2 separate regions of the Homo sapiens genome follow, and region 2 is linked to region 1. A link is an interaction called in ENCODE POLR2A ChIA-PET data of the cell type or tissue named here. Cell type or tissue: Panc1. All regions are shown on one strand. Links, peaks and the distances in the headings refer to the core of each region. The heading gives the core; the rest is flanking DNA.

Region 1 (16,176 bases), core at 5,524-13,523:
GAAATAAGAGAGAACACAAACAAATGGAAAAATATTCCATGCTCATGGATAGGAAAAATCAATATCCTGAAAATGGCCATAATGCCCAAAGTAATTTATAGATTCAGTGCTATCCCCATCAAGCTACCATTGACTTTCTTCACAGAATTAGAAGAAACTAATTTAAAGTTCATATGGAACCAAAAAAGAGTCCTCATAGCCAAGACAATCCTAAGCAAAAAGATCAAAGCTGGAGGCATCATGCTACCTGACTTCAAATTATACTACAAGGCTACAGTAACCAGAACAGCATGGCACTGGTGCCAAAACAGATATAAGACCAATGGAACAGAACGGATACCCCAGAAATAACATCACACATCTACAACTATCTGATCTTTGACAAACTTGACAAAAACATTCAATGGGGAAATTATTCCCTATTAATAAATGGTGTTGGGAGAACTGGCTATCCATATGCAGAAAACTGAAACTGGACACCTTCCTTACATCTTATACAAAAATCAACTGTAGATGGATTAAAGACTTAAATGTCAAACCTAAAACCATAAAAACCCTAGAAGAAAATCTAAGCAATACCATTCAGGGCATAGGCATGGGCAAAGACTTCAAGACTAAAACACCAAAAGCAATGGCAACAGAGGCAAAATTGACAAATGGGATCTAATTAAACTGAAGAGCATCTGCACAGCAAAAGAAACTATCATCAGAGTGAACACGCAACCTACAGAATGGGAGAAAAGTTTTGCAATCTATCCATCTGACAAAGGGCTAATATCCAGAATCTAGAAAGAAGTTAAACAGATTTACAAGAGAAAAACAAATATCCTCTTTAAAAAGTGGGCAGAGTATATGAACAGACACTTCTCAAAAGAAGACATTTATGTGGCCAACAAATATACGAAAAAAAGCTCATTATCACTGGTCATTAGAGAAATGTAAATCAAAACCACAATGAGATACTATTTCACATCAGTTAGAATGTCAATCATTAAAAAGTCAGGAAACAACAGATGCTGGAGAGGATGTGGAGAAATAGGCATGCTTTTACACTGTTGGTGAGAGTGTAAATTGGTTCAACCATTTTGGAAGACAGTGTGGCAATTCCTCAAGGATCTAGAACCAGATATACCATTTGACCCAGCAATCCCATTACTGGGTATATATTCAAAGGATTATAAATCATTCTACTATAAAGGTACATGCACATGTATGTTTATTGTGGCACTGTTCACAATAGCAAAGACTTGGTACCAACCCAAATGCCCATTACTGATAGACTGGATAAAGAAAATGTGGCACATATACACTATGGAATACTATGCAGCCATAAAAAGGATGAGCTCATGTTCTTTGCAGGGACATGGATGAAGATAGAAAACATCATTTTTTGCAAACTAACACAAGAACAGAAAACCAAACACCGCCTTGTTTTCACTCACAGGTGGGAGTTGAACAATGAGTACACATGAACACAGGGAGGGGAACATCACACACTGGGGCTTGTCAGAGGGTGTGGGGCTAGGGGAGGGATAACATTAGGAGAAATTCCTAACGTAGATGATAGGTTGATGGGTGCAGCAAACCACCATGGCACGTGTATACCTATGTAACAAACCTGCACGTTCTGCACATGTGTCCCAGAACTTAAAGTTATATGTATATATATACATATACATATATACATATATATATGTATATATATATATGTGAGCTGAGATCATGCCACTGCACTGTAGCCTGGGTGACAAAGTGACACTGTCTCAAAAAAAGAAAAAAAATTACAAAATTTAACACCCTTTTTATGATAGAAACACTCAACAAACTAGGAATAGAAGGAAGCTATCTCAATATAATACAAGCCTATGTGTGTATATATATATATATATATATATATATAGAGAGAGAGAGAGAGAGAGAGAGAGAGAGATAAATGAAAATAAAGAAAACAAGCCAGGTGCAGTGACTCATGCCTGTAATCCCAGCACTTTGGGAGTCCAAGGCAGGTGGTTTGCTTAAGCCCAGGAGTTCAAGACCAGCCTGGGCAACGTGACAAAAGGCCTTCTCTACAAAAACATACAAAAATTAGTTGGGTGTGGTGGAACATGCCTGTAGTCCCAGCTAGTTGGAAGGCTGAGGCGGCATGATCACCAAAGCCCAGTGAGTTTGAGGCTGCAGTGAGCAGTGATTGCACCACTGCACTCCAGTTTGGAAAGAAAAGAAAGGAAGGAAGGAAGGAAGGAAGGAAGGAAGGAAGGAAGGAAGGAAGGAAGGAAGGAAGGAAGGGAGAGAGAGAGAGAGAGAGAAAGAAAAGAAAAGAGAAAAGAAAAGAAAGAGAGAGAAGAAGGAAGGAAGGGAGGGAGGGAGGGAGAGAGGGAGGGAGGAAAGAAGGAAGGACCAAAACTTATGTAACACAGCAAAAACAGTGCTAAAAGAGGAATTTATGACTATAAATGCTTACATTAAAAAAGAAAGATCTGAAATAAAAAACCTAACTTTACAATTTAAGAGACCAGAAAAAGAAGAAAAAGTAAACTCAAAGCTATCAGAAGGAAGGTAATAATAAAGAATAGAGCATAGATAAACAAAATAGAGAATGGAAAAATAATTGAAAATCAACAAAACTGAAAGTTGGCTCTTTAAAAAAAAAAAAAAGACAAAACTTTCACTGTATGGACTAGAAAAAAAAAGTAAGCCAAAATTACTAAAATAAGAAATGATAGAAAGGAGATTACTATTCATTCTACAGAAATAAAATGGAATATGAGAGTACTATGGACAACTGTATGAGAACAAATTGGATAACCTAAATGAAATGAACAAGTCCCTGGAAACAAAACCTACCAACTAAGCAATGAAGAAACAAAAAAATCTGAATAGCTCTATAAATAGTAAGAAAATTGAATCAGTAATCAATTACCTCTTAACAAAGAAAGGTCATGAACCTAATGGCTTCACTGGTAAATTATAGCAAACATTAAAGAACTGATGCCAGTCTTTCTCAAGATTTTTCAAAAAAATTGAAGAGAAGAAAATAATCCTCTTTTTAAGAGGCCAGCATTAATCTAACACCAAAGCCAGACAAAGACACTATAAGAAAACTACAGATATCCCATGTAAACATTGATGCAAAAATCACCAACAAAATGCTAGCAAACCAAATTGAGCATATTAAAAGGATTGTACACTCTAATCAAGCGAAATTTATTTCTTGAACGAAAGGATGGTTCAACATATGAAAATTGATCAGTGTAATAATCACATCAACAAAAAGAAGGGAAAAAAACACATAATCTCAAAGCAGAAAAATTACAAAATTGGCCAGGTGCAGTAGTTCACGCCTGTAATCCCAGCACTTTGGGAGGCCGAAACAGGTGGATCACGAAGTCAGGAGATCAAGACCATCCTGGCTAACATGGTGAAACCCCGTCTCTACAAAAATTACAAAAAATTTCCCCGGGCGTGCTGGCGGGCGCCTGTAGTCCCAGCTACTCTGGAGGCTGAGGCAGGAGAATGGTGTGAACCTGGGAGGCGGAGCTTGCAGTGAGCCGAGATCACACCACTGCACTGTAGCCTGGGCGACAAAGTGACACTCTGTCTCAAAAAAAGAAAGAAAATTACAAAATTTAACACCCTTTTTATGATAGAAACACTCAACAAACTAGGAATAGAAGGAAGCTATCTCAATATAATACAAGCCTATGTTAAAAACATACAGCAAAGCAAGGGTGTCACTTTCACCACTTCTTCAACATAACAATGGAAGTCCTAGCCAGAGCAAGTAAGCAAGATAAATAAAAGTCATCCAAATCAGAAAGGAAACAAAATTATCTCTGTTCATGGATGATAGAATCTTACATGTAGAAAGACCCAAAGATTCAACAAAAAAATTTTAGAACTAATTAAATTAATTCAGCAAAGTAGTAGAATACAGAGAGAACACACCAAAATCTGTGTGTTACAAATTCTATACAGTAACAATGAACAATTTGAAAAGGAAATTAAGAAAACAATTCTATTTCCAGTAGCATCAAAAAGAATAAAGTACTTCAAAATTAACTTAACCAAGAAAGTCAAGGACTGTAAAATATTTCCAAAGAAATTAAAGGAAATATAAATAAATGGAACAACATCCTATGTTCATGAATTGGAAGACTAAATATTGTTAAGATCTCAATACTACCATAGCAATCTACAATTTTAGTACAATCTCTATCAAAATCCCAATGACTTTTTGGCAGAAATAGAAAAATCCATTCTAAAATTTATGAATAATTTCAAGGGGCTGTGAATAGCCTAAACAATCATGTAGAAGAACAAACCCAGAGGATTTACCTGAGTTCAAAACTTACTACAAAGCTACGGTAATTAAAAGTGTATGTCTACCAATGGGTCAGTAAAAAAAGAAAAGAAAAAGAAAAAAGAAACAATGTAATATTGGCATAAAGATAGATATGTAGACCAATCAAATAGAAGAGGATACCCAGAAATAAACTCTCACATTTAAGGTCTAATGATTTTCACAAGGGTGCCAAGACCATTCAAGAGAGAAAAGACATTCTTTTCAACAAACGCTGCTTAGAAAACTGGATATCCACTTGCAAAAGAATGAGGTTGCACTTTTACCTAATATCATATACAAAAAATAACTCAAAATTGATCAAAGACTGAAATGTAACACCTAAAACTATAAACTCTTAGAAAAAACCATAAGACAAAAGCTTCATGGCATTGGATTTGGCAACAATTTCTTGGATATGACACCAAAAGCACAGGAAACTAAAGAAAAAATAGGCAAAACTCTTGAACTTTTTTTTCAATTTTAGGACTACATTTTAATAGAATGTGAATCTAAACTCCACATTTACAACAAGAAAACCCTTAAAATTATTGATTGATTCAAAATGCTTTTATGGAAAAAATGATTTGTAACAAAAACTCGGTACTGGGTGCAAAGGCTCCACAGGTTTTTTTGTGCTTTGGGGTTTTTAGTTGTTGTTTTGTTTTGTTTTTTATTTTGTTTTGTTTTGCTGTTTTTTAACAAAAGTTCCAGTGACAGGACCAAGAACAAGGGGCTCGGATATCGACAAGAGCAGGCATTTTCTCTTCCTCTACTTCAAGGGAGGTCAGGAGAAAACGGCTTGCATAGCTTCGTCAAACACTATTTTGAGGCCTGGTTGAACACTCCAGGTATTTTACAGTACCTAAACCCTGCCGTTAGGTGATGGAAGTCTGCTTCTTCTTCTTCAGTGTTTCAGTCTTGTATTTCTCTCACTAAGATCAAGTTTAGTTCCCACAAGGATGATGGGAGTGTTGTGACAATGGTGCTGCACTTCAGGACACCACTTGGCATGGACATTTTCTAATGACGCAGGACTCACAAGGGAAAAGCAAATTAAGAATTCATCTGTTTGTGGATAGGAACGGGGGTGGGGGTCATAATCTGTCCACCTGTGTAATCTTCTTGTCCACTTGTATCTCATACACCCAGATTCACCGGTTTCCCATTTAACATAACACTGGCATAGTGATTGTCAAAGACAATAGGGATATATTCTCCAGGTTGTATAGCTGATCACTGATGAGTTGGTAAGTTTTCCCTACAGCTCCATCTCCCACCACCACATACTTGATGGCCTACATCTCGGCCGCTGGTTGGGCTGCCTACGGCAGAAATAGTGGGCTCAGGGTGCTGCGGGTGGGGCACAGATGCAGGCTACCAGCACTGGATGCCTGGCCACTATTGGCAATGCCTCACCCTCCACCAGCTGGAAGCAGAAGCCCAGCAGCTTCCGTCAGACAAAGCTGAGGGAAACTGCCCAAGAATAATTTTAAATGTCTTTAAATCAAAAGACTATATTAACAAAGTAAAAGGGCAATGTACACAATGAGAGGAAATATTTGCAACTCGTGTATCTAATATGAGATTAATATCCAGAATATATAGAGAACTCCTAAAACTCAACAGCAATAAAAGAAAACAAATAACCTTATTCAAAAATAGACAAAGGATTTGCATGGACATTTCTCCAAAGGAGACACACAAATAGCAAAGATATTCAACGTCATTAATCATTAGGGAAATGCAAGTCAAAACTGCAAGATAACACTTCACTTCCATTAGGGTTGTTAATATTAAAAAGAAAAAGAAAATAACAAATATTAGTAAGGAAGTGGAAAAGTTGAAACCCTTGTGCGCTGCTGCTCAGAAAGTAAAATAGTACAGCCACTGTGGAAAACAGCATGGCAATAACTTTGAAAAATCAAAAACAGAGTTACCATGTAATCCAGTGAATCCATTTCTGGCTATATACTCAAAAAAATGAAAGCAGGGACTTTGAGAGATATTTGTACCCCCATGTTAATAGCAGCATTATTCTAAATAGCTAAAACATAGAAATGACCCAAGTGTTTATTGAGTACTAAATGGATAAGCAAAATGTGGTACATGCATACAATTGAATATTATTCAGCCTCAAGGAGGTAAATGCTAATACATGCTACAACTTGGATGCACCTTGAGGACATTATGCTATGTGAAATAAGCCAGATACAAAGAGACAAATACTTTATGATTCCCCTTATAGGAGGTGTCTAGAGTAGTCAAATTCATAGATACAGAAAAAATAGTAGTTGCCATGAGGCAGAAATTTAAAATAATAATAATAATAAGTACTGCATTTATTCACTCCAAGAAAAGTAAAAGCTAAGGCCCAGAATGTGGCAAGGCAAAGGTTAAAAAAAAAGAACAAGTTTTCCTTCACCTAGCAGCTCATTTCAAGGACAGTTAGATGATAACTCTGTTGGAATAGCCAAGGCCAAAAAAATAGGCTGCAGACACACCCCCTCCCTTCCAGAGCAAGGCTGAAAGAAAATAAAGAGAAAGGTTCTTTTATGGTACTCTTTTTCCAGGCTTCTTAAGCATGAATAGCATGATTAGGTTTTACAAATATCTGTATTTAGCCAGCTCTTGTTTTTCTTTTAATGCAGCTACAAGGCCACAGGCTAGGTCACAAGTTAATGTTATGCTATAGATTATGTGACCTATTACTGTATGATTAACTGCTTTTATTTTGCTACTGCTTTTATTTTGCTTCTGTAAGGCTGCTTATAAAAACCCCACTCTGTCTTTGTTCAGGGATCAGCTTTTGGACGTGAATCCTCTGAGCCAGTGTGTGCCTAAAATAAACAAATCCTCCTGTACTCGGTATTGGTCTCACCATTCCTCAGTTTACAACATTTTTGGTGACCACGAAGTGAATGGAGACAGCAGGCTTACTGTCTCCTTTGCCTCTGGGGTTGGAGCACGGGCCTCAGGAAACCTGTGACCCCAGGCACCACCGGGAGGACTTCAGCCCAGAAGGGAGATCAGCTCTCCCCTGACCCAGTGCCCCTACCCAGCAGCACCATGGAACCTAAAGAGAGACTACAGGATGAATTCAAAAACAGCGTGCTTCAGGAACTGCGGTAAGGTTTTGGAGGCCTAAGGCAGGACCCATCCCTTGGACAGAAGGGGAGCCTGATCACCTCCTGGGGTGTGCTGAATAGTTTGACCCACAGGGGCTGGGGGTGATGAGAGTGACTCACCAATTCAGATGAAACTCACACCCCACCGACACAGGACACGAGAGTGGCTCACTAAGTCAGCTAGTAATCTGGAGGTGGTGAGAGTGGCGTGCCACCCCAACTGGGAACTAGAGGTGGCAAGAGTGGCTCTCCACCCCAACTGGGAACTGGAGGTGGCAAGAGTGGCTTGCCACCCCAACTGCAAAACTAGAGGGGGCAAGAGTGGCTCACCACCCCGATTGCAAACATGAGAACTAAAAGTGTGTGAAAGTGTGTGAATGCAGGGACCTAATTAGGCTCATCAGCTGCAAAGTGGGGAGTCACAGATCTTAATGTGGACTGTGTGCTCCAAGAAAGTGTGGGGCTGACTAAGACTAGTGGAAATCTGCATACAGCTAATAGGAGCTGCCCTACAGGTCAGAGTTGTAGTAGGAATAAGAACCTCTCCAAAGTCAAGCAGCATCTGAAAAATCCCATAATAGGAGACGGTGTAACCGGCCAAAACGAGAGGGTGAGTGTGCAAGAGTGAATGTGCTGTGTCGTAAAAGGAGGAATGGGAGGAAAGTCATCAAAACATCAAAACTTACTCTACTAGAGTGCATGTTACGGAACCTTAAGAAAGGTTTTGCAGGGGATTATACAGTTAAGTTAACCCCTAAGAGGTTGAGAACTCTCTGTGAATTAGAATGGCCCACTTTTGGTGTTGGATGGCCGACCGAAGGAACTATAGACAAGGAACAATTGGCCATGTATTTAAGGTGGTGGCAGGGGTCAGAGGACAGCCAGTGTACCCAGATAAATTCCTTTATGTTGACTCATGGTTAAATACAATACAGACAAAACTGGCATAGATCCAGCCCTGTTTAATGGCTTATAGCAAAAAAGCCAAAAGTGAAAGTAAGAGCAGCTTTGCCAGCAGACACAGAGTTAAAGGGAGAATCCTAGAGAGAGCAAGAGAAGCCAGTTTTACAGGAGCCTCCAGAGGTAACAGAAATTCTTTCTCCATACGTCCCAGCCTACCCCCCTTTTACCAAGACCAACAGCCCCCCAGGAAACAGATTCAGGAGCTAACACCCCCCAGATCTCACCTCGAAAGGGAGGATCAGAGCCCCGAGAGGCCACGGAAAGAAGTCAAGAGAGTCAAGTGGGCCGTCTCAGATCTGGCTGTGCTCAAGCTATGCAAATGCCTCTCAGGAAGATGCAAGGACTTATCTGTTATGATGACCAGGATCCCACCTGGGACCCAGAGGATGCAACTCAGCTCCAGCATTTGCAGAGTTAGCTAGAGGCACTTCTGCAGGGGCTAAGAGTTGGTAGAAGGAAAGCAATTAATATAAGGAAGATTTCAGAAGTGCTTCAGGGAGCTGACGAGAGCCTAAGTCAGTTTTATGAGGTATTCTGTGAAGCATTCTGGCTTTACACCCCATTTAACTCTGCTGAACATCAGCATATGGTAAATACTTCATTTGTAGGGCAAGCCCAGGGTGACATCAAGCAGAAGTTGCAGGCATGAATACCACCCAGTCTATAAAAGTGGCCACAAAGGTGTATGTTAACTGTGACCAGGGAACAAAATGGGAAAGAGCAAAAGCAACAAGCACAGCAGCTAGGCATGCCAAGGGTTAAGTCCCTCTCCCCAGCCCAGCTTTATCTGGAAAAAGAGGGGCCTGGGAACCGACGCCAGGAGAAGAGCAAGGAAGAAGGAAAGGAGAAAGTAAGAGTAAGTGTGAGAAAGGAAAGAAGAAAGTAAAAGGGAAATCAGAAAGAAACAGGAGAGACAGATGGCAGTGTGCAGGGGCAGGGCCCGTGCCAATGCCCAGCCCCACTGGCTGGCTGCAGGAGCAGGAGAACTCAGGAAGGAAAAAGGAAAGTAAATTGAAGGCTTAAGAAAAAGGTCAATTGTTGGCAACAGCTATTATAGAAAGAGAGATTAGCAATGTGAAAGAACACAGTGGACACAGACATAGAGGTGGAAGAAGTCAAGTTAGGCAAGGATTCAAGAGCAGGACAAGGCTAGAAAGAGATTAATGTGTGAGATGAAAAAAGAAAGGACACTGGAAGGATGAATGTTCAGAAGGCAATGAGGGAAATGGCCAAGGCCACGAGACAAAGAGGCCATTGGCCAAGGGCTGCCACACCTTGGAGAAACCAAATACTGATCTGATCAGGCTGGCAGAAGCTGAAGGATGTAAGGACTTGGACAGACCGAGCACCTTCTCATTAGGCTTTCAGGAGCCCACAGTCACATTAGAAGTTAAAAGCAGCAGGATTCTGCTATATCTGGATTCCAGTTTCTCACTGATGGCTAAGCCACTAGATGGAGTTACAAAAGAGGAGAAAAAGAACCCCTCCTCTGGGAAACTGAACAGGAGGAGGAGCCATGCCTTGTGAAAACTTGCTTATAGACTTTACAGAACTGCCCCGTGCCAGCTACTGGTACATGCTAGTGCTTGATTGCACCTTTTCAGGGCAGGTTGAAGCTTTCCCCACCAGGACAGAAAAAGTACAAGAAGTGACTAAAGTACGGTTAAAAAACATTATCCCCAGGTTTGGACTGCCTCTAACTTTATATTCAGACAATGGGCCAGCATTTGTAGCTGAAATAGTGCAAAATTTAACAAGACTGTTAAAAATAAAATGAAAGTTACATACAGCGTATCAGCTGCAAAGTTCAGGAAAAGGTAGAACGTATGAACTGGACACTCAAGCAGCTACTGAAGAAATATTGCCAGGAAATTCATTAGAGATAGCATCAGGTTTTTGCCTATGGTCCTCCTCCGAGTCAGGTGCACCCCCACCAAATAAACTGGGTATTTGCTCTATAAGATTTTGTTTGGTCAGCCACCCCCAAATCATAGCTCAAATTAAAGGTGACCCCCAGGAACTAGGGAAATTAGCCTTAAGAAAGCAAATGCAGGCTTTAGGAATAACCATACAAAGTGTTCATAATTAGGTACATGAAAATGCGTGTAAGCCTCACATCCCTTTAAATCTGGTGACTCTGTTCAGGTTAAAAAGTAGAATCTAATTTCTCTACAATCCACATAGGATGGGCCCTATATTTTAACCTTGTCCACTCCCCACTCCCACTGCTGTTAAAGTTGCAGGTGTTGTGTCTTGGATCCACCACAGTCAGCTAAAACCAGCAGCTCAGGACAAGTGAACCAGCTAGCAGGACCCAGATCACCCAACCTGGCTGATCCTGAGATGAGACCAAGCTGCTGCTGAGGGTGAAAGCCCTGCTCTGGTCACTCCGGAGGCTGACCAGTCTATACACAGCTGAAACTTAAGGAAACAACAAGCTCTGTTGTAGACACACACCAGAAGCTGACTAGTCTATGCACAGCCGAAGCTTAAGGACTCATCAAGCAAGTAATGTAGTTAGAAATCTTCTTAGGACTAGTGGTATTCCCGTATACTAACTGTTTTACTAATGTTCTGTCACTATGCTCAACCTTTATCCCAGGTAAGGACCTCTTTTGTCCTTGCTGGATATGAATATAGTGTACATTGTTTTGTCATTGTCACCCCACTTAACCATGCTAGAAGAAACACCTACAGAAGGGTGTCCCCAACAGAATCAGGGGGATGGAGCCAAGATGGTCGAATAGGAACAGCTCCAGTCTACAGCTCCCAGCATGAGCGATGCAGAAAACGGGTGAGTTCTGCATTTCCATCTGAAGTACTGGGTTCATCTCACTAGGGAGTGCCAGACAGTGGGCGCAGGACAGTGGGTGCAGTGCAGCACGTGCGAGCTGAAGGAGGGCGAGGCATTGCCTCACTCGGGAAGTGCAAGGGGTCAGGGAGTTCCCTTTCCTAGTCAAAGAAAGGGGTGACAGACAGCACCTGGAAAATCAGGTCACTCCCACCCCAATACTGCCCTTTTCCGATGGGCTTATAAAACGGCGCACCAGGAGATTATATCCCGCAACTGGCTTAGAGGGTCCTATGCCCACAGAGTCTCGCTGATTGCTAGCACAGCAGTCTGAGATCAAACTGCAAGGTGGCAGTGAGGCCGGGGGAGAGGTGCCCGCCATTGCCCAGGCTTGCTTAGGTAAACAAAGCAGCTGGGAAGCTCGAACTGGGTGGAGCCCACCACAGCTCAAGGAGGCCTGCCTGCATCTGTAGGCTGCACCTCTGGGGGCAGGGCACAAACAAAAAGACAGCAGTAACCGCCGCAGACTTAAATGTCCCTGTCTGACAGCTTTGAACAGAGCAGTGGTTTTCCCAGCACGCAGCTGGAGATCTGAGAATGGGCAGACTGCCTCCTTAAGTGGGTCCCTGACCCCTGACCCCCGAGCAGCCTAAATGGGAGGCACCCCCCAGTAGGGGCAGACTGACACCTCACACGGCCGGGTACTCCTCCGAGACAAAATTTCCAGAGGAACAATCAAACAGCAGCATTCTCGGTTCACGAAAATCTGCTGTTCTGCAGCCACCTCTGCTGGTACCCAGGCAAACAGGGTCTAGAGTGGACCTCTAGAAAACGCCAACAGACCTGCAGCTGGGGGTCCTGTCTGTTAGAAGGAAAAATAAGAAACAGAAAGGACATCCACACTAAAAACCCATCTGCACATCACCATCATCAAAGACCAAAACTAGACAAAACCACAAAGATGGGGAAAAAACAGAGCAGAAAAACTGGAAACTCTAAAAAGCAGAGTGCCTCTCCTCCTCCAAAGGAACGAAGCTCCTCACCAGCAACGGAACAAAGCTGGATGGAGAATGACTTTGACGAGTTGAGAGAAGAAGGCTTCAGACAATCAAACTACTCTCAGCTACAAGAGGAAATTCAAACCAAAGGCAAAGAAGTTGAAAACATTGAAAAAATTTAGAAGAACTTATAACTACAATAACCAATACAGAGAAGGACTTAAAGGAGCTGATGGAGCTGAAAGCCAAGGCTCGAGAACTACGTGAAGAATGCTGAAGCCTCAGGAGCCAATGCGATCAACTGGAAGAAAGCATATCAGTGATGGAAGATGAAATGAAGTGAGAAGGGAAGTTTAGAGAAAAAAGAATTAAAAAAATGAACAAAGCCTCCAAGAAATAGGGGACTACGTGAAAAGACCAAATCTACGTCTGACTGGTGTACCTGAAAGTGACAGGGAGAATGGAACCAAGTTGGAAAACACTCTGCAGGATATTATCCAGGAGAACTTCCCCAATCTAGCAAGGCAGGCCAACGTTTAGATTCAGGAAATACGGAGAACGCCACAAAGATACTCCTCGAAAAGAGCAACACCAAGACACATAATTGTCAGATTCACCAAAGTTGAAATGAAGGAAAAAATATTAAGGGCAGCCAGAGAGAAAGGTCGGGTTACCCACAAAGGGAAATCCATCAGACTAAGAGCGGATCTCTCGGCAGAAACTCTACAAACCAGAAGAGAGTGGGGGCCAATATTCAACATTCTTAATCAAAAGAATTTTCAACCCAGAATGTCATATCCAGCCAAACTCAGCTTCATAAGTGAAAGAGAAATAAAATACTTTACAGACAAGCAAATGCTGAGAGATTTTGTCACAACCAGGCCTGCCCTAAAAGAGCTCCTGAAGGAAGCACTAAACATGGAAAGGAACAACCAGCACCAGCCACTGGAAAATCATAGCAAATTGTAAAGACCAGCGAGGCTAGGAAGAAACTGCATCAATTATTGAGCAAAATAACCAGCTAACATCATAATGACAGGATCAAATTCATACATAACAATATTAACTTTAAATGTAAATGGACTAAAGGCTCCAATTAAAAGACACAGAATGGCAAATTGGATAAAGAATCAAGACCCATCAGTGTGCTGTATTCAGGAAACCCATCTCACATGCAGAGACACACATAGGCTCAAAATAAAAGTATGGAGGCAGATCTACCAAGCAAATCGAAAACAAAAAAAGGCAGGGGTTGCAATCCTACTCTCGGATAAAACAGACTTTAAACCAACAAAGATCAAAAGAGACAAAGAAGGCCATTACATAATGGTAAAGGGATCAATTCAACAAGAAGAGCTAACTATCCTAAATATATATGCAGCCAATACAGGAGCACCCAGATTCATAAAGCAAGTCCTGAGTGACCTACAAAGAGACTTAGACTCCCACACAATAATATTGGGAGACTTTAACACCCCACTGTCAGCATTAGACAGAACAACGAGACAGAAAGTTAACAAGGATACCCAGGAATTCAATGCAGCTCTGCACCAAGCAGACCTAATAGACATCAACAGAACTCTCCACCCCAAATCAACAGAATATACATTTTTTTCAGCACCACATCACACCTATTCCAAAATTGACCACATAGTTGGAAGTAAAGCACTCCTCAGCAAATGTAAAAGATCAGAAATTATAACAAACCGTCTCTCAGACCACAGTGCAATCAAACTAGAACTCAGGATTAAGAAACTCACTCAAAACCGCTCAACTACATGGAAACTGAACAACCTGCACCTGAATGACTACTGGGTATATAACGAAATGAAGGCAAAAATACAGATGTTCTTTGAAACCAACGAGAACAAAGACACAACATACCAGAATCTCTGGGACACATTCAAAGCAGTGTGTAGAGGGAAATTTATAGCACTAAATGCCCACAAGAGAAAGCAGGAAAGATCCAAAATTGACACCCTAACATCACAATTAAAAGAACTAGAAAAGCAAGAGCAAACACAATCCGAAGCTAGCAGAAGGCAAGAAATAACTAAAATCAGAGCAGAACTGAAGGACATAGAAACACAAAAAAACTCTTCAAAAAATTAATGAATCCAGCAGCTGGTTTTGTGAAAGTATCAACAAAATTGATAGACTGCTAGCAAGACAAATAAAGAAGAAAAGAGAGAAGAATCAAATACACGCAATAAAAAATGATAAAGGGGATATCACCACCAATCCCCCAGAAATACAAACTACCATCAGAGAATAATATAAAGACCTCTACTCAAATAAACTAGAAAATCTAGAAGAAATGGATAAATTCCTCGACACATACAACCTCCCAAGACTAAATCAGGAAGAAGTTGAATCTCTGAAAAGACCAATAATGGGATCTGAAATTGTGGCAATAATCAATAGCTTACCAACCAAAAAGAATCCAGGACCAGATGGATTCACAGCCGAATTCTACGAGAGGTACAAGGAGGAACTGGTACCATTCCTTCTGAAACTATTCCACTGAATAGAAAAAGAGGGAATCCTCCCTAACTCATTTTATGAGGCCAGCATCATCCTGATACCAAAGCCTGGCAGAGACACAACCAAAAAAGGGAATTTTAGACCAATATCCTTGATGAACATTGATGCAAAAATCCTCAATAAAATACTGGCAAACCAAATCTAGCAGCACATCAAAAAGCTTATCCACCATGATCAAGTGGGCTTCATCCCTGGGATGCAAGGCTGGTTCAATATAGGCAAATCAACAAATGTAATCCAGCATATAAACAGAACCAAAGATGAAAACCACATGATTATCTCAATAGAAGAAGAAAAGGCCTTTGACAAAATTCAGCAACCCTTCATGCTAAAGACTCTCAATAAACTAAGCATTGATGGAACATATCTGAAAATAATAAGAGCTATCTATGACAAACCCACAGCCAATGTCATACTGAATGGGCAAAAACTGGAAGCATTCCCTTTGAAAACTGGCACAAGGCAGGGATGCCCTCTCTCACCACTCCTATTCAACATAGTGTTGGAAGTTCTGGCCAGGGCAATTAGGCAGGAGAAGGAAATAAAGGGTATTCAATTAGGAAAAGGGGAAGTCAAATTGTCCCTGTTTGCAGATGACATGATTGTATATCTAGAAAACCCCATTGTCTCAGCCCAAAATCTCCTTAAGCTGCTAAGCAACTTCAGCAAAGTCTCAGGATACAAAATCAATGTACAAAAATCACAAGCATTCTTATACACCAATAACAGACAAACAAAGAGCCAAATCATGAGTGAAATTCCATTCACAATTGCTTCAAAGAAAATAAAATACCTAGGAATCCAACTTACAAGGGATGTGAAGGACCTCTCCAAGGAGAACTACAGACTACTGCTCAATGAAATAAAAGAGGAGACAAACAAATGGAAGAACATTCCATGCTCATGGGTAGGAAGAATCAATATCGTGAAAATGGCCATACTGCCCAAGGTACTTTACAGATTCAATGCCATCCCCATCAAGCTACCAATGACTTTCTTCACAGAATTGGAAAAAACTACTTAAAAGTTCATATGGAACCAAAAAAGAGCCCGCATCACCAAGTCACTCCTAAGCCAAAAGAAAAAAGCTGGAGGCATCATGCTACCTGACTTCGAACTATACTACAAGACTACAGTAACCAAAACAGCATGGTACTGGTACCAAAACAGAGCTATAGATCAATGGAACAGAACAGAGACCTCAGAAATAATGCTGCATGTCTACAACTATCTGATCTTTGACAAACCTGAGAAAAACAAGCAATCGGGAAAGGATTCCCTATTTAATAAATGGTGCTGGGAAAACTGGCTAGCCATACGTAGAAAGCTGAAACTGGATCCCTTCCTTACACCTTATACAAAAATTAATTCAAGATGGATTAAACACTTAAACATTAGACCTAAAACCATAAA
Region 2 (16,176 bases), core at 5,394-13,393, 180 kb after region 1:
ACCCAGAATTTCATATCCAGCCAAACTAAGCTTCATAAGTGAAGGAGAAATAAAATTCTTTACAGACAAGCAAATGCTGAGAGATTTTTTCACCACCAAGCCTGCCCTACAAGAGCTCCTGAAGGAAGCACTAAACATGGAAAGGAACAACTGGTACCAGCCACTGCCAAATTGTAAAGACCATCAAGGCTAGGAAGAAACCGCATCAACTAACGAGCAAAATAACCAGCTAACATCATAATGACAGGATCAAATTCACACTTAACAATATTAACCTTAAATGTAAATAGGCTAAATGCTCCAATTAAAACACACAGGCTGGCAAATTGGATAAAGAGCCAAGACCCATCTGTGTGCTGTATTCAGGAGACCCATCTCACATGCAGAGACACACAAAGGCTCAAAATAAAGGGATGGAGGAAGATCTATCAAGCAAATGGAAAACAAAAAAAGGCAGGGGTTGCAATCCTAGTCTCTGATAAAACAGACTTTAAACGAACAAAGATCAAAAGAGACAAAGAAGGCCATTACATAATGGTAAAGGGATCAATTCAACAAGAACAGCTACCTATCCTACATATATATGCACCCAATACAGGAGCACCCAGATTCATAAAGCAAGTCCTTAGACACTTACAAAGAGACTTAGACTCCCATACAATAATAATGGGAGACTTTAACACCCCACTGTCAATATTAGACAGATCGAGACAGAAAGTTAACAAGGATATCCAGGAATTGAACTCAGCTCTGCACCAAGCAGACCTAATAGACATCTACAGAACTCTCCACCCCAAATCAACAGAATATACATTCTTCTCAGCTCCACACCGCACTTATACCAAAATTGACCACATAGTTGGAAGTAAAGCTCTCCTCAGCAAATGTAAAAGAACAAAAATCATAACAAACTGTCTCTCAGACCACAGTGCAATCAAACTAGAACTCAAGATTAAGAAACTCACTCAAAACCGCTCAACTACATGGAAACTGAACAACCTGCTCCTGAATAACTACTGGGTACATAACGAAATGAAGGCAGAAATAAAGATGTTCTTTGAAACAAACAAGAACAAAGACACAACATACCAGAACCTCTGGGACACATTCAAAGCAGTGTGTAGAGGGAAATTTATAACACTAAATGCCCACAAGAGAAAGCAGGGAAGATCTAAAATTGACACCCTAACATCACAATTAAAAGAACTAGAGAAGCAAAAGCAAACACATTCAAAAGCTAGCAGAAGTCAAAAAATAACTAAGATCAGAGCAGAACTGAAGGAGAACCTTCAAAAAATCAATGAATCCAGGAGCTGGTATCTTGAAAAGATCAACAAAATTGATAGACTGCTAGCAAGACTAATAAAGAAGAAAAGAGAGAAGAATCAAATAGGTGCAATAAAAAATGATAAAGGGGATATCATCACCGATCCCACAGAAATACAAACTACCATCAGAGGATACTATAAACACCTCTACACAAATAAACTAGAAAATCTAGAAGAAATGGATAAATTCCTCGACACATACACCCTCCCAAGACTAAACCAGGAAGAAGTTGAATCCCTGAATAGACAAACAACAGGCTCTAAAATTGAGGCAATAATTAATAGCCTACCAACCAAAAAGAGTCCAGGACCAGACAGATTCACAGCTGAATTCTACCAGAGGTACAAGGAGGATCTGGTACCATTCCTTCTGAAACTATTCCAATCAATAGAAAAAGAGGGAATCCACCCTAACTCATTTTATGAGGCCAGCATCATCCTGATAACAAAGGCTGACAGAGACACAACAAAAAAAGAGAATTTTAGACCAATATCCCTGATGAACATCGATGTAAAAATCCTCAATAAAATACTGGCAAACCGAACCCAGCACCACATCAAAAAGCTAATCCACCATGATCAAGTGGCCTTTATCCCTGGGATGCAAGGATGGTTCAACATATGCAAATTGATAAATGTAATCCAGCATATAAACAGAACCAAAGACAAAAAACACATGGTTATCTCAATAGATGCAGAAAAGGCCTTTGAAAAAATTCAGCAACCCTTCATGCTAAAAACTCTCAATAAATTAGGTATTGATATAACATATCTCAAAATAATAAGCTATTTATGACAAACCCACAGCCATTATCATACTGAATGGGCAAAAACTGGAAGCATTCCCTTTGAAAACTGGCACAAGACAGGGATGCCCTCTCTCACCACTCCTATTCAACATAGTGTTGGAAGTTCTGGCCAAGGAAATCAGGCAGGAGAAAGAAATAAAGGATAATCAATCAGGAAAAGAGGAAGTGAAATTGTCCCTGTTTGCAGATGACATGATTGTATATTTAGAAAACCCCATCATCTCAGCCCAAAATATCCTTAAGCTGATAAGCAACTTCAGCAAAGTCTCAGGATACAAAATCAATGTACAAAAATCACAAGCATTCTTGTACACCAATAACAGACAAACAGAGAGCCAAATCATGAGTGAAATCCCATTCACAATTGCTTCAAAGAGAATAAAATACCTAGGAATCCAACTTACAAGGGACGTGAAGGACCTCTTCAAGGAGAACTACAAACCACCACTCAATGAAACAAAAGAGGATACAAACAAATGGAAGAACATTCCATGCTCATGGGTAGGAAGAATCAATATTGTGAAAATCGCCATACTGCCCAAGGTAATTTATAGATTCAATGCCATCCCCATCAAGCTACTGATGACTTTCTTCACAGAATTGGAAAAAACTACTTTATAGCTCATATGGAACCAAAAAAGAGCCCGCATTGCCAAGACAAGCCAAAAGAACAAAGCTGGTGGCATCAGGCTACCTGACTTCAAACTATACTACAAGGCTACAGTAACCAAAACAGCATGGTACAGGTACCAAAACAGAGATATAGACCAATGGAACAGAACAGAGCCCTCAGAAATAATACCACACATCTACAACCATCTGATCTTTGACAAACCTGACAAAAACAAGAAATGGGGAAATGATTCCCTATTTAATAAATGGTGCTGGGAAAACAGGCTAGCCATATGTAGAAAGCTGAAACTGGATCCCTTCCTTACACCTTATACAAAAATTAATTCGAGATGGATTAAAGACTTATATGTTAGACCTAAAACCACAAAAACCCTAGAAGAAAACCTATGCAATACCATTCAGAACATAGGCATGGGCAAGGACTTCATGTCTAAAACACCAAAAGCTATAGCAACAGAAGCCAAAATTGACAAATGGGATCTAATTAAACTAAAGAGCTTCTGCACAGCAAAAGAAACTACCATCAGAGTGAACAGGCAACCTACAGAATGGGAGAAAATTTTGGCAATCTACTCATCTGACAAAGGGCTAATATCCAGAATCTACAAAGAACTCAAACAAATTTACAAGAAAAAAACAACCCCATCAAAAAGTGGGCGAAGGATATGAACAGACACTTCTCAAAAGACATTTATGCAGCCAAAAAACACATGAAAAAATGCTCATCATCACTGGCCATCAGAGAAGTGCAAATCAAAACCACAGTGAGATACCATCTCACACCAGTTAGAATGGCAATCATTAAAAAATCAGGAAACAACAGATGCTGGAGAGGATGTGGAGAAATAGGAACACTTTCACACTGTTGGTGAGACTGTAAAGTAGTTCAACCATTGTGGAAGACAGTGTGGTGATTCCTCAAGGTTCTAGAACTAGAAATACCATTTGACCCAGCCATCCCATTACTGGGTATATACCCAAAGGATTATAAATCATGCTGCTATAAAGACACATGGACACATATGTTTATTGCGGCACTATTCACAATAGCAAAGATTTGGAACCAACCCAAATGTCCATCAAAGATTGACTGGATTAAGAAAATGTGGCACATATACACCATGGAATACTATGCAGCCATAAAAAAGGATGAGTTCATGTCCTTTGTAGGGACATGGATGAAGCTGGAAACCATCATTCTCAGCAAACTATCACAAGAACAAGAAACCAAACACCGCATGCTCTCACTCATAGGTGGGAATTGAACAATGAGAACACTTGGACACAGGAGGGGGAACATAACCCACCGGGGCCTGTCATGGGGTAGGGGGAGGGGGGAGGGATAGCATTAGGAGATATACCTAATGTAAATGACGAGTTAATGGGTGCAGCACACCAACATGGCACATGTATACATATGTAACAAACCTGCACATTGTGCACATGTACCCTAGAACTTAAAGTATAATAATAAAAAAAAGGAAAGAAAGGTAAAACCAGAAAAAAAGAAAGAAAAAAAAGATAAATTACTTTAATAAAATACATAACTATGGCCGTGACTTCCTCTTAAAACATCTTTGAGCAATCTATAATAACTGTTTGTTATCTGTTTGTCTTTTAAAGAATTGTGAAACTATCTAAACCAGAGCTCAGCTCAAAATACATAACACATGGTCATATATTGTAAAGCTAAGGGGTGAAAGGGTCAATGTAACATCATTTGCAAACCTTATTTCAGGGATTTAAAATTCTAGGATGTATGTCACAGAAGTTAGAAACAACATCTAACAGCAATTGTATAAAATTTACCAACAAGTTATAGAATTCAACAAGGTATAAAATTGGATTACTATAAGCATTCTCAGCCAGTTTCTAAGCAAGCATTTGCTTGCAGCCGTTCTAATCAGTGCTTAAGAATGATCTGAACATTTTATTTAACACTGCCTATAATTGACTTGTGAGAAGCTGCAGTAGAATGGACAGATGTAAGGTGCTACCCAAGGACATACTGAAAGATAGCTTTCCTTCAGACAATGTTGCATAACACTGGAGGATGGGGTTAAAAATATATGTATCAACCATGAGGTCAAGCTGGTATACAGAAACCGAAAAGATTAACTCAAATTGGCCAAGGTGACAAGACAAGAATATTCTTTATTATGTATATGAGTGCATGTATGCTTTTAAGGGTACTTAAAACTAGTTCATCAGGTAAATATTAGTTAGATTCCCAACAGAAAACATGGATAATTTGAGAAAAGTTCAATAAAGAGGCTATTTACAAGGTGAGTAAGGTGTAGGGAAAAAAGAGAATAGTATCTCTGTTAGCCTTTACTTTCTGTCTTAAAGAAATATTTAGTAATAGTATCCTGGGCCTCGGTGAGCTTTACTTCTGGGCCTGAAGGTGCAAGGGAAAGGGGGAAAGGTATGAGATGGCCACCTTGACAGAAACTTCCCTTCAATGGATGTCAACAGCAACTCCCTCCTCCCTCTAATCTCCTGCTGCGGCTCCCTATTAGCCCAAACCAATGGGAAGCCAGAGGACAAGGGAACTCATTAGTGCTGTTCATCTAGGTCAGCTTCCTGTAGCATAAAACACTGTGGAAAATGTTGAGGAGTTGATCTTGAATGAGAAATGTAAGATAATTAGCATAGCTGATTTTTTTTTTCTTGTATGGGGTAAAGTGGGATTAATTTATCCCTTTGCACCACGGATGAGCTTCAAGGGGTCTAAGAATTAGTAGAAACAGATTGTCAGAGACTGTTATAGTAATGGCTCTGATGCATTATACCTTTCAGTATTCACACCATTCAGTATCCATATCCTGTGTATCCCTCTTCCATACTGACTGATTTCTGGGGGAACCTGATTTCTACTAAGGAATGGCTAAATGCCAGTGCCACAGGAATCAATCAAGTTCAAATGCTATGCCTACAACCTTGTTCTCTCCACCTCACAGCTCAGCTGTTCTCTCTTCCTCTCAGAGTGTTGACTTAATTCTCAAATGGAATAGATTCTTCTCTCATGGTTACAAGAAGGTTGCAGCACTCTCAGATTTCACATCCTCCATGTTTAATGCACAATAGGAAAAAGAAAGTTTCTTTTTTCCAATAATTAGGCAAAAATGTCCAGTCTAACTCTCACAGTGAGTTGTGTTCATCACAGCAGACCAATTACTGTAGCCAAGTGGTGGGGTTTGTTGAGTGGTTAAGTCAATCAGGGCCTACCTGAGGGATTAGGGTAAGTAGATCCAAATAATATAAGCTGAGAATAAATGAAGGGTAAATCCACACTAAAAAAAAAAAAAAAATGAGACAATTTGAAAGAAGGGAGAATCACTGTGTAAGCTAGGTGACCAAAAATGATGAATTTCTACTACAAATCCCAAATTTGTTCACCCTTCACCTTTCTTCCAAATTCCAGGCTTGTATATTCAACGGCATATTTGGTATTTAATATTGGATATCTCCAGACATTTCAAACTTTAAATGTCCCAAAATGAATCACCCACGGAACTCAGATCTGGAGGTGGAGAAGTGCTTCTTTTGCTTTTTATTGTGGCTCCCAAACCTTATCCTAACTCTCCTCCTATAAAGCCCCATAATCTTTTATGCAGACCAGGATATTTTAGCACTAGCTTCTTCTCATTGCTGTCATCTGCCAACTCCCTAGGCTATAATCTTCACAGTGCTGATGACTCTAGCACCTGTCTTATAGTCTACTTGTACCAATACTCCTATCAACATAAGTATGTTGTCAACATTCAGTGATGATCCACCTAACAACTTGACTCTCAGTTTCTCAACCTCCAATGATTCTTCCTTCCAATGATCGATTTACCACTCTATCTCAACCATCCACTCACTCCCATGGTAATACTTTGATTCTTGTCTTTAACAACTATACTACCTCCAAAATCCCAAATTCCAGAACCTTATTCTCTAGCCCGCCCATGTCCTATCACTTCTAGTCTTTGCACAGAAGCTCTTCTTTGATCTTAATAAAATTTTCAGTCCAGGAACACCATCCCTTTTTCACTATAAAGCATTCCCTTACCCACCTTATATTTTTGTTCACCGCTAAAATCATTTCCTTGCAAAAGCCGTTAACTCCTCCAGCCCTTTCTTTCTTCCTTTTCTTACCTGACAAAGCTTTGACCCTAATTAATCCCACATACTCCACACCTGCACCCAAGTGTCTGAATACCTCTAGAAAAAGAAAGCTTACAATTTTACTCACATTACATTTATGGCCATAAATCTCATGGGCACTCCAGACTGCCCGTCAATCCTACTTTACTTCCCTAGTCTGCCTGCTTTTCTCTTCTGCATAATAACAATTTCACATTTCTTTTCTCTTTCCTTTCTTTTGCCAACTTTCCTTTCTCAGTTGATGACCTTGCCTCATAATCATTTAAGAAAATACAAATGATTGAGGACCTCTATTTTCTGTACTTATAAATCCTGCTATCAAGCAACACTTGTTGCCTACCATCAGGAGCAGCAGCATCAGGATGTCAACCCACTATGTGATTTGCAGGTATTGGAGTCACTAAGAAAGACATGACTCACACAGGCACTGAAAGGAACAATGCTTTACTCACCTAGAGAAGAGAGCAAGATGAGTTTCAATAGTGTGCATTGGTCCGCCATGGCAGCAGGTCTTGCCTGACAGCTGACATAGGGTAATAGTCTTCACACATCCCTCTTGTGCTACAGGCAAAGGACCCTGTTCCCTTCTCACTGGGAACAGATAGAGCAGTAGGGCTGGCCAGGTGTCATATAATGTACATTCTTTAAGTAGGATAAAGAAGTACAGATGACACCCAGAATAGGGAAAGATACTCCCAAATAAGGAGATATGCCCAGCATAGGTCCTAGGGCCCCTTATCTCCATATAAAAATATCTTCCAGACCTGAGGCATACTTTCATGCAGCCATGCAAGGGTCAACAGGCTGTGCACAACTGTCTTTCCCAACAGTCCAACCCCTAATCCATACTTGGATGCTGACATAGCAGGTAACGCACATCAAATTTGGTAGGACCACTAACCTGGCCAGGATTTGGAGGTGAAGTTGGTTCTTGTGGGGCCTCTGGACAACTCATTATGGGTGTAGTTTATCTCAGAGACTCCCTGTCATTTTGAGACAGCATTCCATCTGGGTTACTACAGAAACAGGCACTTGGGCTTAACCAGGCACTTACCCAGGAACCCCAAGTGCCTGGATCAAGCCAAATAAAGAGATTAAAACGAGTCCAAGGAAACTGTGAGTGTATAGATGTTAACTGTCTTCCTGAGTGTGGATCTTCTCCAGCTCAGTTTTTACCCTCCCTGAATTATTGATACATACACAGCAAGACGTGTTGGCAATAACATAAAAACACCCTATTCTGCCAGCAAATAATCAAGGATATTCAGTTGCCCATCACCACCTTGGCTAGTGAATTCAGTGAGTTTTGTTGGTCTTGGATGGCTTGGAGAAGGTTCGAGTCACTGTGCACTGGCCAGGCCACTACAATGGGAGTGTGGGATGAAAGGGATTTCATCGTGGGGTGGCAAATCCTGCATACTTTGAGCTCACCACTTCTCACCACAACTGTGCTGATTCTCATCAGTGTTGTCATGCCAGGCAAAGCAGGAATGAGAAGAGGAAAGATTAATATTCCTAACCCATCCCCTCTGCATAAACCTCCTGAGGCCAAAGACACTCTTTTTCAATGACCTGGGATGACACTTACTCAAATATAGCTACCAAGGCTCTTTGTGTCCTGAGGCTACAATTTTCATGAGGATCCACTATCCCATTGCTTAACCCTAACCTTTCAGCCCTAATCATCCAACTCAGGGAAGAAGGTCACATCCTGAACAAATTTGACATGCCCTAAAATACTGTCCACCTATATGGAGGAATTGGGAGTTCCAAACACAACCAGGGGAATCCTAGTGTCCTGACAGTCTATCACTCCTTCCCTCATCTCCACAGAATCCACAAGAGGGAGGCACCTGAAGGTAGCATTGCCTTCAGGTCTGAATCAGAGACCCTACTGGTGGTGCCACTGCAACACAGACCACAAACCACCCCTGAGTAGTGTGTTCCAGTGGGAAAAAAGAAAAAGAATGGTTGGGTATACTGAGATTGGGATTTCAGAGGCACAGCCTAATCAGGCATCTGCCTAGTTCTCCACCCACTCCAAACTCAGTATTTTCTGAGACAGGGTCTCACTCTGTCACCAAGGCTGGAGTGCAGTGGCATGATCATGGCTCACTGCAGCCTCCACCTCCTGGGTTCAAGCGATCCTCCCCCTCAGCCTCCTGAGTAGTTGGAACCACAGGTGTTAGCAACTGCATCTGACCTCAGTATTTTCTAATATGCATTGAAGTGCCATGTTTCATTGGCATTATTTGAGTCACCCACGTTATCATTTTACTATCCTACATTTTGCTTGAGAGTGATAGGGAGCATAAAAGGTTCATCTCTCCTTTCTAGTTTGCAAACTGTTACCACAGTTTTTGTTTCCACATAGGGGAGCCTTTTGTGGTCTAATTCTTCATCCATTAGGCACTGGACTCTATGATTAGCCCATTTGTGAGGCCCATGAGTCTGCAAATACATAGGAGGGATTTGCTGTTGGAATGGCCTGTACAGACATCATTGTTGTATAAAGTTCAACCCATTAGACAGTGTTCTTATCTGGTCTCAGAAGGTGGCCATCCTTGAGGCAGATAGCCACAGTGTCCCATTGGACTTCAGTTTCAAGGATCTATCTGTGAACCAAGCCATACCATCTGCTGGAACATCTTTTAACTGTGAGACCCATTTAGTTAAGATTGGGAAGGAAGGATCCCCTTTGGGTCATTAGTCTCCTCCAGCAAAATAGATATTTGTTTATGGAGTTGATTAACCCTTTGGGCCCCCAATCAGGCTCCCTCTTAGATATATCATTTTTATCTAATGACAGAGCTTTGCTGAGCTTGTTTTATTAACAGAATTAGTGAGTACCCATATAAGGATGGGCAGCTTAGGTTTTAAGGTCACATACAGCACTTCAATGGTCAGATTATTTGTTTCCATCAGGTCCCAAAAGCAGGCTAATAGATGCCATTTAAAGGGGGTGTAACTGGCTGCCTCAGGTAATTTATAAGTTTAAAACCCAAGAGATCAATACATCCAAGTAACAGTATCTTGTTATCACAGGTTCAATCTCAGTAGGAGTAAGTGAGATCTGTAGTTCTGACAGGCTTCCTTGGCCCTACTGGCAGGACCCATATCATTGCATGTTGTATGACCTTTAGAGCCTGTTGTTATTGGGGGCTCTAAAGCCACCTTTAAATGATCCACGGATCATTTAAAGGTGGCCACTTTTTGAGTAATCTTGATTAAAGGGACCAAAAGAATACCCAGACATGGTACATGCTGTTTCTAATATCCAAACAGGCCCATTAGCTTTTGAGCTCCTTTCTTATTTATGAGTGCTATCAAGGACAGTAATTTTTTTTTTTACTTAAAAAGAATACTCTGATTACCAGCCAGGTGGCTCCTAGGAACTCCAATTGTTGAGCCTTGGACTTGAGGGCTCAGTCTACATGCCATGGTGTCTATGAGCTTAGGTAGGGCCTGGTCAACCTGTTTGTTTCAGTCAGGCCAGCAATGAAGATGTCATTATCACAGTGAATGACAAATATATCTGAGGGTAACTGTGCTTGTTACAGATCTAGCCCTACCTATTGGTGGCATTTTGCAGGAAAATTGATGTATCCCTGTGGAACTACAGTGAAAGTGTATTGTAGGTCATTTATGTGAATACAAATTGGTCCTGATATTTATCCTACAAAGGAATCCAGAAGGCGGCCTTGGCCAGATCAATAATGTGTTGGTCTCTGTGTAGGCCACCATTGCCTAAGTGATAGTAATGATGTCAGGTAACACAGGAGCCAAGGGTGGCACCTAAGCATATAATCTTTGGTAGTCTACTGTCAACCTCCAGGATCCTGAGGCCTTTTGTACAGTCCAGACTTGGCTGTTACAGTGAAATAAAGTGATGCATAACTTCTGCCTGCAGCAAGTTTTATATCAACAGGGTCATGTCCCTTCATTTACCTGTTATGTAGTACTGTTTTTGTAGAATAACCTGCTGGGGCTTGGATAACTTTGGTTGTAGGTGGGAGCTGACATATCTCACTGTTATGGCTTAAATCCTTTGTTGTGAGGGAGCATATCTCCTGAAGTGGCAGCGATGCTGCAAGTAACCAAAACGTCAATACCTGTAATACATTGTGCCCAAAATGGCCCAAAGGGCCCTACCCAAAAGCATATGAATCTGTCTCCATCAGTTTACCCTTACTCCTTCAGAGTCCCAGGATTATTGCCATCTGGGAAAAGTTTGGATTTGCAGCCAGGTGTGGTGGTTCAGGTCTGTAATCCCAGCACTTTAGGAGGCCGAGGCAGGTGCATCACCTGAGGTCAAGAGTTCAAGACCAGCCTGACCAATATGGTGAAACCCTGTCTCTACTAAAAATATAAAAATTAGCCGGGCATGGTGGCATGCACCTGTAGTCCCAGCTACTCAGGAGGCTGAGACAGGAGAATTGCTTGAACCGGGAGGCAGAGGTTGCAGTGAGCAGAGATCGCACCACTGCACTCCAGCCTGAGTGACAGAGCAAGACTCCATATCAAAAAAAAAAGTTTAGATTTGCTTTTTATTTTTTATTTTTTTTAATCTTGGCAGGAGCATAGGGCTCTGGTCCCCAGTGGGGACCTAGAGACCTTAGTTTTATCCCCCTTAGTTCTATTTTTGTTGAAAAAATTAAGGTCAGGGTCAGGTGCAATGGCTCACTCCTGTAATCCCAGCACTTTGGGAGGCCAAGGTGGGTGGATCACTTGAGGTCAGGAGTTCAAGACAAGGCTGGCCAGCATGGTGAAACCCCAACTCTACTAAAAATACAAAATCAGCCAGGCATGGTGGCGGGCACCTGTAATCCCAGCTACTTGGGAGGCTGAGGCAGGAGAATCTCTTGAACCTGGGAGGTGGAGGTTGCAGTGAGCCAATATCATGCCACTGCACTTCAGCCTGGGTGACACAGGGAGACTCCATCTCAAAAAGTTAATTAATTAATTAAGGTCAGGGTATAGGTGAGTACAATCATACCTACTCCCTGTCTGACTCACTCTATTCACTGTCAACATTGTCTTCCTGATTGTCCTGTTCAGGGCACAGAGAAGTCATAGTCCCCATATTCAGGGACTTGACACTATACAGGATTCTAAATCTTTTCAATCTCATGAGCCCACACTTTTGTTTTTATGGCTAAGATTAGGATCCTAACCTCTAATTTAGTGACACTTCTCTCCGCCTGATAGCATTGGCCAAGATCTTCTACAGGGATCCCATCAATCTTTCTTTCATCTATCCCCCGGGCTTTTTTTTTGTTTTGAGATGGAGTTTCACTCAGGTTGGAGTGCAATGCCGCAATCTCGTTTCACTCCAACCTCCACCTCCCAGGTGCAAGTGATTCTCCTGCCTCAGCCTCTGGAGTTGCTGGGATTACAGGCATGCGCCACCACACCCGGCTAATTTTGTATGTTTAGTAAAGATGGGGTTTTGCCATGTTGGTCGGGCTGGTCTCGAACTCCTGACCTCAGATGATCCGCCCATCTCGGTCTCCTAAAGTGCTGGGATTACAGGCATGAGCCACCGCTCCCAGCCTTGTCTATCCCTCGTTTTAACAATGAAAGCCATATTATTCTGTGGGTCAGCCCTGTTCTCTCTGTTTTTTCCCTTTGACATCCATTGGTTTCCTCTTTTGGTCCTCTGGACATTGCTTCCTATTGTTGAGAACTCCATTCAGCTCAAGTTGTTGGAAACCACCGAAACCATTTTGTTTTTATCCCAAAGCTGGACACTCAGTGGAGTTTTTCCATTGCTTCCCCATGATCATTTCAGGAAACAACAGTAGGGATAATGGGGTCTTCAGGTTTGGGGAGACCTCTGTCACATGAAGGCTTCCACTGCATCATCCATATGCTGGGAGCAGGGTCACACAGTCAGGTATGACTTTTTCCTTAAGAGTGATTTTGGCTTTATGGATGGCTTTCGAGTGGATTTTAGGAAGTCCCCCACAGTTGGGAAGACCATTATCAAGATCTTTTCAACCTAGATCAAGAGCAGCTAGGACTCATCTCTATCCCTGTCCTGTTGGTTGTCCTGTTCAATGTAAGCAAAATAATGTTGCAGCAGGGGGTCAGTGGTTAGCTTACCTATACTGAGCCACTCAGTATGAGACACTAAAGCGTACAACACCACCTCATCAAACAAGTAACTACCAAAGCCACCTAGGACTCCCCTGGCCTCTGCCCATGTCTGTTTTTCAGTCTTATTTCATTTTCAAGGAAGGTACTCATTTTAAGTTTCATTTTCAGCAACACCATCGATGATTACGTGATACTGAAAACAGGTCTTACTTGGGACTTGTAAGTGACCAGAGCAGGAGGAGTTTCCTGTGTGGGGGCCTTTGATTCCCCTCAGGCATTTTCTGCAACCCCTGGGACACAGTGAGAGTCGGCAGATGGTTTGGGAGTGTAAAGTTGGCTAGCCAGAGCCAAGGTATAGTTATCCTATATTTTTCATAGGGCCCACCTCTTGCATTTCTACCCTCATCCATTGTACCAGTTTATTCTTGTTAACAGGGAGAATGTCAACTCCCATGTACCCCCCCATGCAACCAGAGGGAAGCCAGCAGCTCAGTCAGCCCATCATCCCCTCAGGGAGCTGGCACCATCCTGAGATGGCTGGACTGGCAGACCCTGCTTGCTGTGCCAAATTGTCGAGCAAGTAACACCTGTTGTCTACCGTAAGGAGGAGCAGTCCGAGGATGTCATCCCACTGCATGGTTTGCAGGTGACAGGATCACCAGGAAAGACAATTCACAGAGGTACTGGATAGAACAACACTTTACTCACATAGAGAAGAGACAGAGCAAGATTAGCTTCGATTTGAGTATGGTACCCCGCAGTGGGTCTTGCCAGGCAGCTGACACAGCATAATGGTCTCTATGCATCCTACCTGGGCTGTGGGCAAAGAAACCCCTTCCTTTCCAACTAGGAATAGGTAATAGTACTGGGATTGGCCAGGTGCTGTGTGCTGCACATACTTTAAGCAGAACAAAGAACAAAGAAGTACACATCAAGCCCGGAACATGGAAAGATACTACCAAATAAGGTGACATGTCCAACTCAGGATGTAAGGACTCCTTATCTCAACGAAAAAAAGTCTTCTAGGCCCATGTCACAAGGCACACTCATGTGGCCATGCATGGGTGGACAGGCTGCACATGATAGCCTTTCCCAATACCTGCCTTCTCTTTCAACAAATGAAACAGATGAAGTGTCCCTATTCCAATCAAAGATCTCCATTTGTATTCTGGAAAGGATCTCCTCTTGGCTTCTCAAGGGCTTGGCTCCTATAACTTTTGCCTCTTTGTCCTGCATCATAAATACTGTCCCTCTATTAAATAACTCCCATGAACATATATACTCTAGTATTTCCTATTTACAAAGGAGTGCCTTGTCCTTACATCCCTCTCTACCTAGTGACCTATTTCTGCCTTCTTACCTCAATCTCTTCAAGTAGACTTCCATCATCATGATTCCACTGAGACTGTGTTTACAAGATCACCAGTGATCTTCATGTTGCCAAATCCAGTGGTCATTTCTGTTCTTACTTGATCTTTCAGAAACATTGAACCCAATTCACCTACCTCTTCCTAAAATTTTTTACTTCATTTGTGAGGTATCATATTCTCCAGTTTTCCCAAGGCGTCTCCTTTGTTTGCTCTTCCTTTTCTACTAGAACTCTAAACTTTGCAGTGTTTCAGTGTCCTGTCCTGGGCTTCTTCCTCTTCTGTATTTATATTTTCTCTGATGATCTCACTCATGTCAGGCTTTAAATTCCTTATTCATGCCAATGACACTCAAGCCCTGACCTCTCTTCTGAACTTCAGACTCAAGAACCAACCTGCCTCCTTAATGTTTCCACATACACAAGATATTTTCCCTAATTTAACTCTTTAACTTTACTATTTCTTGGAGTATTCGTAAGATTTACAGTTGGCTGTCCTACCATGGAACCTAGAATTTACTGGCCAGATCAGATATTGGGGAAAAATTTAAAAAGAATATTAGACTAAGAGATACAATTCCTTTGTTTCTCAATTGTCATATAATTTGTTAATTCTTTTTTAAGGCTATTTTTCTGTTTTGGAATAAGGTAATTATGCCTGCAATACTTAACTTCTTATACATGTTTCTCCCATGATTTAACCAAAATCTTTGTGTACTTTTTTCTTATAATTTTGTAACCAGATCTTTATATTGACTATCTTTTTAAGGCTGTCTACTGTAAGCTACTTGCACACACTATAGTACTAATTCTAATTCTAGGCCACCACCATTGGCTCTTTTTTCCTTTTCTCTCCACACTCATCTGTTCACATAGCTTCAATCATCCCTTCTACATTAGTGTTTGCCAATGGTCCTCCTCTAGTGCTGATTCTTCTCTGCCTTCAGGTCCACATTTCTGATGGTCCATTGGACAACCATAACCAACCAATGTTCCACCCAAAAATTAACACAACCAAAATGGAATTATCTTATTTTCCTTGCTCCCAAACCAGTAACTAGCTGCCATTCTCTAAGCCACCTGGGCTCCACTCCACTTCCTCTCTTCTCCTCTCTTCTTCACTCCTCTCTTCTCTCTTCCTCTCATCATCACATCCTTCATTTCTTACTTCAGCACAGCTACATAATGCCGTGGTGACATGATTATGCATTTAAGGTCAGAAACACTTGGGAACATTAGTTAACTGAGATCTCCATGCCTCACTTTGCTCATTTCTAATATAAAGTTAAAAATACACACCAGAATTGTCTTGAAGAGTACATGATCTAACACATACAAGAACCTAACAGCATATAACAAGTGCTCACCATATGTTGTACCCTTCCCTACCTTGCATTTTCATGGTCAAAATTATAATGGTGTCCCTCACAATATCTCATTTCTAAACTTTGTAAAAAGTTGGGTGGACACTTTTACTTTTTACTAAACTACAAATTCCTTCAAGGTTGATTTTTGTATATTCACATTAGATTTATCTGAAGCACAGTGCATGCACCAGGGGTTCAGTGAACATTTCTTCAAAAAAATGACTGAAGTGATTATCTTATCAGGAAGTTTGTTATAGAATATAAGAATTTATTTTCAGTATAATGAAGACTTCCAAGACACTTTTAATTTCAGTATTGATATTTATTAAGCCACTTCAAATATTTGGTAGTAATTCGCTTGACTGTTTTAGGTATGGGAGCAATAACTGATGGCTTCATCCCTCAGTTCATCTTTGTTTCCT

Evidence for each region. Peaks named below come from ENCODE experiments on the same cell type or tissue, not always from the same donor. Only the 100,000 strongest peaks of a DNase experiment are listed, where the experiment ranks them.
Region 2: POLR2A ChIA-PET joins it to region 1 with 14 read pairs; 4 of 35 experiments call an interaction of 5 or more read pairs at or near these places.

The regions. Positions count from the first base shown.
Region 1 is chr6:85,858,411-85,874,586 of GRCh38, reverse strand. It overlaps the pseudogene LOC100133102. Among named protein-coding and RNA genes, the nearest start is that of SNHG5, 190 kb to the right of the region's middle. RefSeq lists an enhancer at 11,555-12,055. In Panc1, for the core only: a CTCF peak has its summit at 9,863 (motif pointing right); no DNase peak of the experiment used is centred there; H3K4me3 peaks cover 1,195 bases; H3K27ac peaks cover 990 bases.
Region 2 is chr6:85,682,874-85,699,049 of GRCh38, reverse strand. No RefSeq gene overlaps it. Among named protein-coding and RNA genes, the nearest start is that of SNHG5, 12 kb to the right of the region's middle. In Panc1, for the core only: no CTCF peak of the experiment used is centred there; no DNase peak of the experiment used is centred there.